2 separate regions of the Homo sapiens genome follow, and region 1 is linked to region 2. Evidence: chromatin contacts called from ENCODE Hi-C data. All regions are on one chromosome and are shown on one strand. The core of a region is the stretch at or near the end of the contact, and the rest is flanking DNA. Distances in the headings are between cores, read along the strand shown. Region 1 has its middle 180 kb from the start of ICOS. Region 2 holds the start of CD28 (CD28 molecule).

The links. A loop is a pair of places that touch in the nucleus more often than their neighbours do. Pooled maps may share reads with other maps.
Region 1: a pooled map shows a loop between it and region 2 (4-fold over the local background). The contact joins the enhancer-like site here to the promoter of CD28 in region 2. A Hi-C loop is called at or near these places in 7 of 50 pooled maps.

Annotation. Positions count from the first base shown.
Region 1 is chr2:204,109,166-204,116,686 of GRCh38, reverse strand. No RefSeq gene overlaps it. Among named protein-coding and RNA genes, the nearest start is that of ICOS, 180 kb to the right of the region's middle. Within about 2 kb of position 6,231, at least 13 of the 41 ENCODE cell types and tissues checked have a DNase peak (open chromatin) inside an H3K27ac peak, as active enhancers do.
Region 2 is chr2:203,701,539-203,708,596 of GRCh38, reverse strand. CD28 (CD28 molecule) reads right to left here and starts at 1,958. Exons shown (of 4, transcript NM_006139.4): 1 at 1,849-1,958. The coding sequence starts at 1,900. RefSeq lists an enhancer at 1,929-2,078.

The DNA of each region.
Region 1 (7,521 bases), core at 4,982-7,481, 400 kb before region 2:
GTTATTTCTGTAAAGGATAAAGCCAATCTGGATAAACTAGGTCACCATTGTACAAACAGTCATGGCCTGAAATAAGCAATAATTAACCAAAAAGGGCCAGACAGACATGGAAGTTGTATGTGCTGTGCCTTCACTTGTGTATTTTAAAGTTTCCTTTCTCTGCTGTGCTCACTCTTTCCTCCCCCATCCTCATCAATGTGTCGCTGATTTTGGACTCATGAAATAGGGCCAGGGCCGTTTCAGGCAGCACTACAGGAGACTTCTCATTTGGGCCTGTTTATATTTTGCCAAGGAAAACTGCAGTTGAATTGTGACCACGTGTTTCTTTTTTTTTATTTTTGGCCCAGTCACGGAGAAGAAACAGGCTTTCTAGCTGGGCAAACACCCAGTACATCAATGCAGCTCAGAATGCCTTCATTTTTCCTCTTTGTGTTGGGAAAGCGGTAGCTCTGTGCCTATGGTAAGCTGTATCTAGTTCAATGAAAAGTCCGAGTGACTTGGGTCCAGCTCCTGAACCAATGCTCTCTCTCACTGCCTGCGTCTGGGTGAAAAAATATAACTTTACCTCTCTGGGTCTTTGATGCTAATCTGCAAAACTCCAGTAAAAATCCCTGTCACCATCATTTCATAAAGAAGGGAGGAGAATGGGTGTGAAAATGTGCTCCAAGGAAGCCCCATGTTTCAGCCTTAATACAACTTTTTCCAAAACATCTGTCCTGAATGTAGGAAGGTGATTCCACTGAGAAATGCCTTGAGTTGTTTTTCCAGCAGGGGAGGGGAATTTGTGCTGTGTCATTCTCACTCTCTCACCTGGTTTCCCCAGGGACAAGGCGGGCTGAGTTTGGGGTACAGTCCAAGTCTAGGAAACAGTCTTTTTTTTTCCCCATTGTATGAAGCTAATTGGCCCTTGCGGAAACTGGACCCATTCCCTTGGACTAATTAACACTATTGCCTATTAGCTCCAGCTGAACGAACTTCCTCAAACTTACATTCATTTTATTTAGTACATAGCAATTTGCATTTTTAAAAGATAACCTGCCCATAGCCTCTAGCCACTAAATATGCCTCAAATTCCATATGCACCCATATGCAGTACAGATTGAACTTCACACTCTGGCTCCGAAAGTGTTAGAAGCTATTTAAAACTTGTTAATTTGTCAGTGTGGCATAGGTGGGGGTGGGGTATGGGTGGAGCCCTGACTCTGCCACTAACTAAATGACCTTCCTGGAGTAAGTGATTAGCCTCCCAGGACCTGTTTCCTCTTCTTTAAAGTGAGGGAGTTGACTAAATGATCTCTAATGCCCATTCTAGGTTTAAAATTCTATGATCTTTACAATTAGATGTTTTGAGAGCATGCAGCTTCATTAATAAATGGTAGTATTCACTGCCAGTGGGAGAGTAACACTCAGTTAATAAGCGTGCCTCCTCCTCATGCTCCATACACATAATTCTTAGTGAAAGTTAATGGGAATTAGAAACATCACTAGCAAAACAATCAATGCCAGCCCTTTAACCAGTGACCTCCTGGTCTGTCATTTTGTTGCCTGTATCTGATCGTCCTTTCATAACTCGGGAGACCTGAACCCTGAGCAAAATGTGCTGAAGGAGATTGACATCAGGACACACTGACCTCTGTGAAGAAGTGTGTTCTTGTCAAAAGCCAAGTCCTCAAGGCAGAGCAGAAGCAGCCAAGATAGATGGAGGAAAGGTGCATGCATTGTACCCCATTCTTAATGGGGTCAGAAGTTCAGTTTCAACTGAGATGCACTGAAGGGAATCTGCTGGATGATCGCAAAGCGAGGTTTCATAATGTGCTCTTCTCATAAGGTGTTTTCCGTACCCCATTGCCACTACGCACAGTGTGATTTGCCACTTAGGTTATTAGATCAATAGGATCTGATAATGAATTTTACATAAATCTATGTTATCTAACCAATACCACATCATTTCAGTTAAATTTCCTGGCTTATTTATACACAGGAAATTGGCAAAACCACAGTCTCAGATAACGCCTCCCCTAAAGCCCTCGATTGTTCTCTAGCAGTTTGGATGGCTGAGTGTGCACCATGGTCACGCAAAATCTGCTGTGATTTTCTTTCCTGCAGGAACCAAAGACAGCAAACAGGAGGAGCACATGTGACAGAGCCTTTCCTGCCTAGCCCCGGCTGGACACTATCTGGGATTTCTCACTGTTCCCTGCATTCTTACCCTTGACCCCTTGGTGCTATCCAGTTCCCCCTGTGTCAGGTCCCTCTGAAAGCTGCGATTTCCTCTCCTGACAGGCAGCAGGAAGGGGAGAAAGCTGCAGGCCAACCTTTGCTCTGAAAGAACTGAAAGGTTATTAACAAAGGGAGCATTGACAGGGTGTGCTCAGGAAATATTGATAAAGTGAGAGAGAGAATGAGGAGAGAGAGAGATGCCTTCCCAGCCTTCACCACTCCCACCATCTTTCTTTCTCTCTTTCCTCTCATCTCTCTCTCTCTCTCTCTGCAGCCTGAGATATTATGTACACTATTTTAAAGGCTGGCCCAAACAGACTTCTATAATACCTCTTAACCTTATTGCAGAATGATTCCCAGCTAAAAACTCTGACAGATGAAGTTATAGGTTCCTTGTCAATAAAATGGGAATAATATTAAAACCTACCCCATAGGAAGTAAATGAATCGATGTACAGTACAGGGCTTAGAATACAGCCTGACATAAAATAAGTACTTTAGAAGTGTGAGTTACTGTTAGTGTATCATTAATTATGAATTATCATGTGATCTTAGGAAAAGTAGCCACACCACAATAACAGACAATTTCCTGCCTTAATTTTGCTCACATGATGGACAAGAAGACCTGCAACTTTGAGGAGCTGCAACATAAATGTGCTCCCATAGCCCTTGCTCATTGCCTTTATATCTATTCTTGCTAACTCTAACTCTTTTCTGAAATCTTTGCCTGGATAGACACTGATCTATTCAACTTTTGCAGCTTGCACTTGTTTTTATTTTTAAAATATATTGAGGCCAGGCATGATGGCTCACAGTTATCATCCTAGCTCTCTGAGAGTCTGAGGCAGGAGGATCACTTGAGGCCAGGAGTTCAAGACCAGCCCGTGCAGCATAACAAGCCCCTGCCTCCATAAAAAATAAAAATTAAAAAAAAAAAAAAAACCTGCCTGGATGTGATGGTTCATGCCTGTAGTCCTGGCTACTTGGTAGACCGAATGGTGAGGACTGCTTGAGTCCAGGAGTTCAAGATTGCCGTGAGGTATGATCACACCACTGCATTCCAGCCTAGGCAACAGAGCAAGACCCTGTCTCTAAAAAATAAAGATAAAATTAAAATATATTGTATTTTTATATATATATGTGTGTGTGTGTGTGTGTGTGTGTGTGTGTGTATATATATATATATGGAGAGAGAGAGAGAGAGACAGAGAGAGCAAAAGCACAGGTACAAAGGCAGAAAAACTGGATCTAATCTCAACCCAGATATTTACCAGGTAATTAACCCTGGACAAGTCCTTTTGTATTTCTGACTGAGCTCCTCATTTGTAGAAGAGCATAATAATGTTTACCCTGACTGCCCCATAGCATTGTCATGATTCAATAGACACTATAATATGTAAAGACATTGGGAAGTATAAATCACTATATGGAAATATAAGCAGAGTCTAGACTCTTGAGTTAGTTTTTATGCAATGGTTATAGCTCAACACTTGTTACACGGTCTTTATTGATAATGAAGATTTGTCACCAGGCCTAAAAATCATTAAATTACATCTCATCATACCTGCGTCATATCCGTCACACTCAAAAACCTCCAGCTAGTCATGCAAAGAAAGCTTAGTTGTTCGATACCCTGCAACACCACCATTTACTAACTCTGATGTCAGCTTTTTCTTCCCCACTAAATTTTAGCACTATAATCATGCTGCAAACTCTGTCTGTTCAATGGAGGTTTTTACCCTTTGCCTTTAATGTAAAATGACAGCCAAATCTTCAGAAGGTTTGGTGTTAAGATTATGTCTTTTACATTCCTACAGTCTCTGTTGTTTAGTTCAGCTTGTCACGCTGTCAGATAAAGGCCCATGGAGCGTTCTACAGGAATTATTAATGAAGATTTGACCGGTTTTTCTTCTGGAAACAGATCACTTCACTTTTCATCTCACTGCTTTTTACATTAACAAACTAAAAATAGCCATGAGTATTCCAGGGAAGAAATTACCAATATTTGGCAGTATATTTCTTGCTTTCCAGTTGTTAGATTTGGTTCTTTGCCTAGTTAGGACACAGATAAATGTGTAAATCTTAATAGCATAATCCCCAAATTAGTATCCCTGTATCTTTACTCAGAACATGAAGAGCTAAATCTGATTTCAAAACACCTTGTTTTAAGCATAGGCCTTACTTGGCTTGCCCTGGAAAACAGACATTTAAACACAAAGTTTGATGACGATGGCTTTAGGAAAGTGGCCCACACTGAATTCACCAGCCCAATTGCTGTCCTTCTGCAAACATCCATTCAGAACGACATTGACAAGTGAATCTCTGCCAACTACCGTCTTGTAATCCACACTGCTCTTGTTTATGTGTGCAAATTCACTGTGGTTTGTTGCAGTTCTCTGCTCTGTAGAATCCATTGTAGCCCATCTTCATCTGAGCTCCTCTTTAACAGAGAGAGCCACGTGTGTCAGAATATCATATGGATGAAGTTTGACATCTTTATTCGTCTTCTATTTATGGGATGAACGTACAGTTAAAAGGTGGCTTGAGACCATCAAACCCACATCTAGCTGTGATCTAAGTGGAATTTAACGTAGGTCTCCTGAGGTGAAGGGAGAAATGAAGGAAAGAAATGAAGTGCCTGTTTCAATTTAATACTTTAGGCCAATTTTTTTTTTTAAGAGAAAAAAAATCAAAGGGCTGGGACCTTCCTTGGCCCCCTGAAGTTTTAGGGTTTCAGATGCTCAGAGATACAATCTGCACAATTTCTTGGCATCTGTTTTTTCCAGACAGTATATTACCACTATAAAGTAGCCTGAACAGTGGGGTCCTCCCTACTGGGGGCCCACTTCAAAGGCAATGTTTGATGTCCCCTGATGCTGCCTGTGGGTGAAAGCGCAGATTGTTGTGTTTCATTTATTAATTACTTAAAACAGAAAAATAAAAGCCAATTTTCTTCTAAATTTCTCTCTGTCTACTTTGAGTTAACATCCTCCAATCTGGTTTTTGTCATACACGAGTAATTTTAGTTCCAAATACTGGTATGATGTCATTATTTAACACCTTTTTATCTAAGGATATTGGCGTGTCTTGCAAAAGAGTATGTTGCTGCTTTGTCCTCTATTTAGAAAACAAACATTGAGAAACTAAGAGAGACCACTCCACTATTCCAAAATCACACCATACACATAGTTGGAGATAGGAAGAAAGCCCGGATTTCTTATTCAATTTCATCAGAAAAGGAGACGTCTTCCCAGAACACTGGCAACTCTGGAATCCCCCTGAAACCCAAAGAAGAAAAATGTCCCCCTACTTCCTCATGAACCAAATGTTCCACCAAGCTTTACTTAGAATTAGTTATTTCACTCCAAACCCGGTCTGCTTTTTGCTGAATATTTTCTCAAAACTAAAGCCAGTCAACAGAGTTCTCTCTGGTGTGAAGCAAAACAAAAACAATCCAAAGTTTTTATGTTGTCACCAGACAAAAATTTGCTAAGAACAAGCAGAAATGAGGAGTTAATGGATCCCATATGTGGCCACTAACATAGGTTTATGAGATTTTCCAAGAGATTTCTGAAGATTCCTATAGCACAAAGGAAGATCAAACAGCCACTTTCCTGTCAAACAGGGCAAAAAATGCTCCATCCATAGTTCCCCCTGCATTTATTTTGGTAAACCTGGAAAGAAAAGGTGGCTGCAATATCTGCCTTACAGGGAGCTGACCACAACATGTGGTATACTGGAGCAGGAAAGAAGGTCCTTAAAGACGTCACCTGTGTCCTCACAGCACAAGCAGACCTGCCCTTAGAGCCCACTGCTTGGTATGAGATGTAGCCTCTGGGGGAGGGCTGAGCAACGGAGAGGGAGAGCTGGACAATTTTCTTCATCCGGGAAAATTGCACACACACAAAAATAGCTGCTTTCTTCAAATGTCAATCAGCTCCTTCAAGTTTCAAGCTTCACTGAGGGGTCAGAAGAGGCATTTCCTCTACACATATTTCAGTATCACATCGGGACGTTCAGCCACACACAGCTTCCGGCACGGGGGCTGTGGTTGTGTTGGAGTTAACCACACAGGGCACAGGGTGAGGGAGTTGTCGTTGTTGTTCTTGTTTCTGTTGTTGTGATGGAGGCGGGGCAGCTGGTGGGGTTAAAACGGTTTCCATTATTATTATTTTCTTTCCCCCTTTGTGTGCTATGAACTCTGAACTAGACAAATGAGAACTATCTCCCCTGTTATTAGTAGAATGTCTTCTGTGAGCAAATTCCAACCACTAGAATGTCCGTGTGAACTGCAAAGGCAACCACAACAGTTTTGGAAACTGGGGATGATTGTGGGGCTCCTGGACCGCTGCCCTCCGCCCTGCAGCAGGGAAACAGAACACCCTAGACAGGTGGGGAAGGAGTGGATGGGGGTGAGTCTGCAGGAGAGGAAGCCTGGCCGAAATGTGCTTTTGGATAAAATGTCCCGATTAACCAAGAGCACACAAAATGTGCAGACTGGCAGCACAAGGCCTTAAGCACCCGCAAAGCACGCTGAGTCTTTGGGCTGCTCTGTGACAGGGAGATGTGTTTACCCCAGACAAGTTCACCAGTCCGACAGCCGCCTGAGGCCAGTTGGAGAGGAGGTTGAAATGTTCCACAGTGTGAAGAGTCAGCGCGATCTGTAGAGATAATGGAGCATTCGGTTTGACATCCAAAACTGGTGTATCCAGGAGGAGCGGGATTCTTGCTGGGAGGAGAGACAGTAATTGTTTTTAGCAAGACAGATAAGACATTCCGGTTTCTGTAGATTCCTCCCCAACCAGGAAACAACTGCCTCCAATGTCAGTGCTAAATATTGAAATCAAGGTGTGCAAATGCCTCAGCTTCTCTCCACCGCCTGCTGCATGATTACTTTCAAATAAGAATGTCCTTCCTTCTTAATTTTACACTTAGATAGGTAAAAACATCATCAATTTTAGCAGACTGTTTAGTTTTAATCTGATCAAAACAATCATTCACTAAGAACCTTCTAAGAGATTATAGGAAACATTAATTGTGTAGCTGGACTGGGATACGACTGGAGGGAGGCTTGTAAATAAATCCTAGGACTTGAGTCCAAGAAATATAAAAGGAGAGAGAACACAGAAGCTAGTGCAGATAGATGCCTGATGTCTCCTTTTAGGTGAGAGCATAGAAACATGTAGAGCTTGTTTCCTCTGAGGTTAGATACCGTTTAGTCCTTCCTTGGGTATTCCCATTTACGGCTGTGGTCAAGTGAATCAGCCACAGACGTTACTATTACTTAAAAAGAAAACCATTT
Region 2 (7,058 bases), core at 709-3,208:
ATGTTCTAAAGAAAACATACAAAGTTTTGAGTCTTACCAAAAACTCTTCAAAAGAGAGTGAATAAGTTGATGACAGATAGGTGTCCACAAAGCACATCAGAAAAGTATTTAGTGTACAATTACCAATTTTAAATAGTTTTCAGTCAGGGTAGGCTTCCCTTGACTGTCTAACAAATTAAGTAATTTTAAATATTCTTTAAGTTTGAGAGATCTCTTAAAAATAAGGTTTGACCTTTTTAAAATAAATGTTAAAGATTCTTGTAGAATATATTTGGTAGCTGTAAACGCTTGGTACCAGATCTCATTGCCAACTCATGTCTTTCATTATATCAACACGTTTTATAAATATACACAATTTGTGCTCACTGGTACGTCAGACCATAAAATAAACGGGTATATATGCAACTACTGTACCTCTGCAGATTGGGAAATTATACTCTTTGGGCTATGTACACTTAATGTTTAAGAATAACAACAAATAATGCAGTCTCTGTACTGCCAAAATAAGAAAGAAAATTGAGGATACTGGCTTTTCAATGTATCTTTCAGGGAAAAATAACTGTCCTTATTTAAGCATGACTGTTGACCCCTATCAGTCCAGTTTTTGAACCAAGCGGGGGCCTTTTTCTAACTCTGAGAACACGTTGAATGAGCATCTTACTCCAGCCCACCCAAGTAACAAATTCTTTCTGTTAGGAATTGTGCTTGTGATTTTCCGAAGTTAATTTAACCCTGGATTTACCTGAGTCCATGAAATTACAAATCACACCATGTTAGATGGAATAGCATAATAATCAACAACACCGGCACTGGAGTCAGACTAAGGTGGTTCAGACCCTGCCTCCTATAGCTGCCACCTGTACATCCTTGGGCAAATCCCTTAATGTGCCTACCCCTCAGTCTCTTCATCTGAAATGAAGTTAACTGTAATACCTACCTTCTAGTTACGAGAACTGTGTGCTGCTCAAAGTGCTAGATGTATTATCCTCCTCATCATCGTCATTGGGAACTTAAAGAATTTTAATCTAAGAAAATACATTTTGGCCGATTGTAAAAGAAAACTAATTTATTAATATTGGTGTTGTAGCAGCTTCTGTGGTGACTCCAGAATTCATGTTGGAACTCATTCAATTCAGGTAGATAGAGTAATTACAGTTCACATTTATCTTGAAGCCTGACTGAGCTAAGCCCTTCGCATGGATTATTTCATTTTACCTCACAATGACCTTGAGGTGAGGTTTATTATTATTCCCACTTTACAGTTAAGGAAACTGAGGTTTGGAGAGTTTAAATAATAGCTAAGCCTAAGCTTACCTAGTGAGAATTGGACCTGTGTTAGGAACATAGGCAACCTAAATTCAGAGCTTCCAGAGCCAATCTACTTACAGCAGCTTTCTTAAATTAAAAAAAAAAAGAAAGAAAGAAAGAAACGATACATAAATTAAAAATTATTGGCCGGGCATGGTAGCTCATGCCTGTAACCCTAGCACTTTGGGAGGCAGAGGCAGGTGGATTGCTTGAGCTCAGAAGTTTGAGACCAGCCTGGGCAACATAGTGAAACCCCATCTCAATTTAAAATAATAATAATAATAATAAATTCTTGGGACACTATCAACTAATAGCTAGAGAAACTAATAGCTTAGAAAATTTATTTCCAAGGGACTTTTGTTAAGATACTATATTGTAGTCTGAGAATCAATGATTTTCAAAATAACACATTGCCCTATTACAGCAAAACTACACTTCAAATGTTCAAATTTCACACATTGTTAGAAATTTAAAATAAACTAAGCCAATTGGAAGACCTCAAAAAATATTTACAGAAAGAAAGACATTAACATTGTTTACCTGTTACTTGAATTGAAGGGAATAAGTTGAGAGCCAAGAGCAGCCTGAGCATCTTTGTCCTGACGATGGGCTAGGGTTCCAGCCCCTCCTCCCCGAGGAACCCGAAGTGTGAGGGGAACTGAAAGACGCACCTGCCAAGGCCTGAGAGTCTCCGTCATCCACGGCCACCACCACCGCCACCATCCCCTTAGGGCACATGATCAAGGCACTCAAACCACAAGGCATCCTGACTGCAGCATTTCACACAGGATATAACGTTGTTTTGATGACTTTAGACTTTTACTTCTATTTTTAAAGACTTTTTTTTTGTCACTGAAAAATAGTCGGTCACTACATGATGGGCTTATGGGAATTATTCTTTATTGATGGATATCAAGAGTTGTGTAAAAGGGGTGCTTGAAATCCAGCAGAGATTAAAGGGGAGACAAAGTGTTCTTAAGAAGGAACAGGCCGGGTGCAGTGGCTCACGCCTGTAATGCCAGCAATTTGGGAGGCCAAAGTGGGTGGATCATTTGAGGCCAGGAGGTCAAGACGAGCCTGGCCAACATGGTGAAACCCCGTCTCCATTGAAAATACAAAAAATTAGCCAGGCATCATGGTGGGTACCTGTAATCCCAGCTACTAGGGAGGCTAAGGCAGGAGAATCGCTTGAACCCAGGAGGTGGAGGCTGCTATGAGCCGAGATCATGCCACTGCACTCCAGCCAGGGCAACAGAATGAGAAAAGAAAGACAGAAAGAAAGAGAGAAAGAAAAGAAAAGAAAAGAAAAGAAAAGAAGGAAAGAAGGAAGGAAGGGGAGAGAGAAAAAAGAAAGGAAGAAAGAAAGAGAGAGAAAGAGAAAGAAAGAAAGAAAGAAAAGAAAGAAAGAAAGAGAAAGAAAGAAAGAAAGAAAGAAAGAAAGAAAGAAAGAAAGAAAGAAAGAAAGAAAGATGGAAAGAAAGAAAGAGGGAGGGAGGGAAGGAAGGAAGGGGGAGAGAGAGAAAGAAAGAATAAAGTCTCTAGCAGAGGAGAGATTTTCATAGGATGGGGACAGGTTGTGTCAAAAAGATAATGGTAAGAATTCTACTGAGGAATTGGGAAACATCTGCATAAACGTTTAAAGGAGTTACAAATATTAGAAATGTAACATTTGTGTAGGACATAAGGTAGCCCTCTGGAGCATTTAGCACACAGTGCTTGATTTATGTCAAGCCTCCTCCAACTCACTTCTAGGAACTTTGCAAAACCCATTCTACGTGCAAGCAGCCAGCCAGCTGAGTATCTGGGGGAGGTTCCCTAAGCAAAGGGAAAGTCAAAACAACATTCTATGTTCTTAGTGGGACAGTAAGGCAACCAAAAGCCCCTTGGTGTCTCATGCTCTCTATGTCCCTCAAGGTTAAGTAATAGGGCACAAAAGGAGGCTCCGTGGCAGGATTTCTGAGATTCATAACCACCACCCGACTGCACCCTTCTTCAACTCCCAGGCCCTTTGCAGAGAGGGTTATTCCACCAGCACGGCCAACTGCTCTCTTCTTCCGGCACCTACGTCAGTATCTTGTACTCAATGACTTCTTCAAAACTTTTCCAGTAATTTTTTTCTTCTTTTTGATAATCTAAGCTTTGTGCAATTACTCTAGTTGGGGGTTTTGTGTATGTGGGTTGTTTTAAAAGATAACTTGTATTGCTTTTTATTCTGACTATAAAAGTAAGGCATATTTCATTGAGAATGTTTAGAAAAATTATAAGCATTAAAACAAGATTCATCCACATTCTTACCACCCTAATATAAACACTGCTAATATTCTGGTCCACTGCCTTCCACCTGTTGGTCTGTTAAGATTTTTACATGTTTAATATCATGTTTTACTTATAGTTTTCATCAGATATGTACTATTATTTGTTATATCTTGAACATTTTCCCATGTCATTTAAGTATCTTTATAAACATTATTTGTAATTGATGCATAATATTCCATTCTCTAATTATATCATAAATTGTTTAACAAACCCCTAGTGTTGTTACCTTTTTTTCTTCGCTATTTTAAAATGCTACAGTCAAACTCTTTGATGACCTAGCTGTAAGAGGAGGCAGGCTTCATGTCCCTCCCTCCTGATCTGATAAATGACAGATCAAAAGTATTTCCTGTCCTGGTAGACCTTCTTTGTTCACACTTCAATTTTCCCACAAACACAGTCTTTGTGAACCCCTCTTACTAACACATCTTTTGGTCCTTTGGAGAAATTTGTCCTTGGAAATGATTCACTCACACTTCTGAACTATAGGTAAGTGACAAAGCTATGCCCTGAGTCCTGGAGAAGATTCACTTCTAGAATTTGACACAGTCTTCCTGGCTCTGATCCTCTATCCAGTTAGGGGAACCCATGCCTTCCCCAGGGCCTGAAGTCTATCTGGGGGAAAATTTACAGATGGCAAGGTGACCTTTCCTAAAAGGTCATCCATATTCTAGAGCCACCAGCCTACCCAGATCTTAAAACAAGAGGCTCTGAGACTCATTATACATACTGAGAATATACACAGAAGAAACAAAGATACCCAGTAGTTTTCCATGATCAACAACAAAAGGCTAAGGAGTGAGTTAATAACTGTCTTCAAGCATATTAAAGATGACTACATAGCATCTAGTTAATACTATGTAAATAGTAGTAATCGGGTCAAACTTAGCTGAAAAAGAAACAGTTCACTCATCTGGCCTAATTCCCTTATCTTGCAGAGAAGGAAGCTGCAGCCCAGAGAGGTCAGCTCATTTATACGAATTCACAAAACAATAATTAAATATTATTGGCCTTATTATTTGATGAGCCATATTTAATTTTCTTTCCATAGAATAAAAAGAAACACAAACTTTGACATTTGCCTTCCTATGTTTTAACATGTATGACACTAAAGAAGCAAACCATTTCATTAGAATCCTTTCACATTTGCTTTTGAAATCCAATAGCATTCACATATACCAAGAGGTAGAAATGACAGAAATAAAATAAGGACCTTAAATCCGGCAATACACAGGATACTGAGACCCTACAACATTTTCAGTAAAAATAATAGCATTTCCATACTAAGAACTTTACATTCCAGATCTCATTTAATACACAACCTGTGAGGAAGATTATTATTATCTCCATTTTACAGATGAGAAAACTGGTCTGAAGTGGGGTTAAGAATTGTCAGAACAAAAGAATGTCATTTTTCACAGAATTTGAAAAAGCAATCCTAAAAATCGTGTGGAATCCAAAAAGAGCTGAATAGTCAAAGCAATCCTAAGCAAAAAGAACAAAGCTTTGAAGTATCACATTACCTAACTTCAAATTACATGGTAAAACTATAGTAACCAAAACAGCATGGTACTAGTATAAAAATAGATACATAGAACAATGGAACAGAATAGAGAACCCAGAGATAAAGCCACATATCTACAACCAACTGATCTTCAACAAAGTTAACAAAAATATATGCTGGGGAGAGGACTCCCTATTCAATAAATGGTGCTGGGAAAATTGGCTAGCTATATGCAGAAGAATGAAACGGGGCCCATACCTCTCACCATATACAAAAATTAACATAATATGCATTAAAGCCCTAAATGTAAGACCTGAAACTATAAAAATCCCAGAAGAAAACCAAGAAAAAACTCTTTTTTACATCTGCCGAGGCAAAGAATTTATGAACAAGTCCTCAGAAGCAAAGGCAACAAAATAGACACATGGGACTTAAATAAACTAAAAAGCTTCTGCACAGCAAAAGAAACAATCAACAGAGTAAGTAGATAACTATAGAATGGGAAAAATATTTGCAAACTAAACATCTGACAAAAGGCTAATAACCAGAATCTACATGGAACTGAAACAACTCAACAAGAAAAAAACAATCCCATTAAAAAGTAGGCAGAGGACATGAACAGACATTTTTCTTTCTTTTTGTTTTTTTAAATTTACTTCAAGTTCTGGGATACATGTGCAGAACGTGCAGGTTTGTTACAAAGGTATACGTGTGCCATGGTGGTTTGCTGCACCTATTAACCCATCATCTAGGTTTTAAGCCCCATATGTATTAGGTATTTGTCCTAATGCTCTCCCTCCCCTTGATCCCCACCCCCTGACAGGTCACAGTGTGTGATGTTACCCTCCCTGTGTCCATGTGTTCTCATTGTTCAACTCCCACTTATGAGTGAGAACATGTGGTGTTTGGTTTTCTGCTCCTGTGTTAGTTTGCTGAGAATGATGGCTTCCAGCTTCATCCATGTCCCTGCAAAGGACATGAACTCATACTTTTTTATGGCTGCATAGTGTTCCATAGTATATACGTGCCATATTTTCTTTATCTAGTCTATCATTGATGGGCATTTGGGTTGGTTCTAAGTTTTTGCTGTTGTAAATAGTGCTGCAATAAGCATACGTGTGCATGTCTTTACAGTAGAATGATTTATAATCCTTTGGGTATATACCCAGTAATGGGATTGCTGGGTCAAATGGTATTTCTGGTTCTAGATCCTTGAGGAATCGACACACTGTCTTCCACAATGGTTGAACTAATTTACACTCCCACCAACAGCGTAAAAGAGTTCCTATTTCTCCACAGCCTCGCCAGCATCCGTTGTTTCCTGACTTTTTAATAATTGCCATTCTAACCAGCGTGAGACGGTATCTCATTGTGGTTTTGATTTGCATTTCTCTAATGATCAGTGATGATGAGCTTTTTTTCATGTTTGTTGGCTGCAGAAATGTCTTCTTTTGAGAAGTGTCTGTTCGTATCCTTTGCCCACTTTTTATGGGGTTGTTTTTTTCTTGTAAATTTGTTTAAGTTCCTTACAGATTCTGGATATTAGACGTTTGTCAGATGGATAGATTGCAAAAATTTCTCCCATTCTGTAGTTTGCTTATTCACTCATGGTAGTTTCTTTTGCTGTGCAGAAGCTCTTTAGTTTTAATTAGATCTCATTTGTCAATTTTGGCTTTTGTTGTGATTGCTTTTGGTGTTTTAGTCATGAAGTCTTTGCCCATGCCTATGTCCTGAATGGTATTGCCTTGGTTTGCTTCTAGGGTTTTTATGGTTTTAGGTTTTACATTTAAATCTTTAATCCATCTTAAGTTAATTTTTGTATAAGCTATAAGGAAGGGGACCAGTTTAAGTTTTCTGCATATGGCTAGCCAGTTTTCCCAGCACCATTTATTAAATAGGGAATCCTTTCCCCATTGCTTGTTTTTGTCAGGTT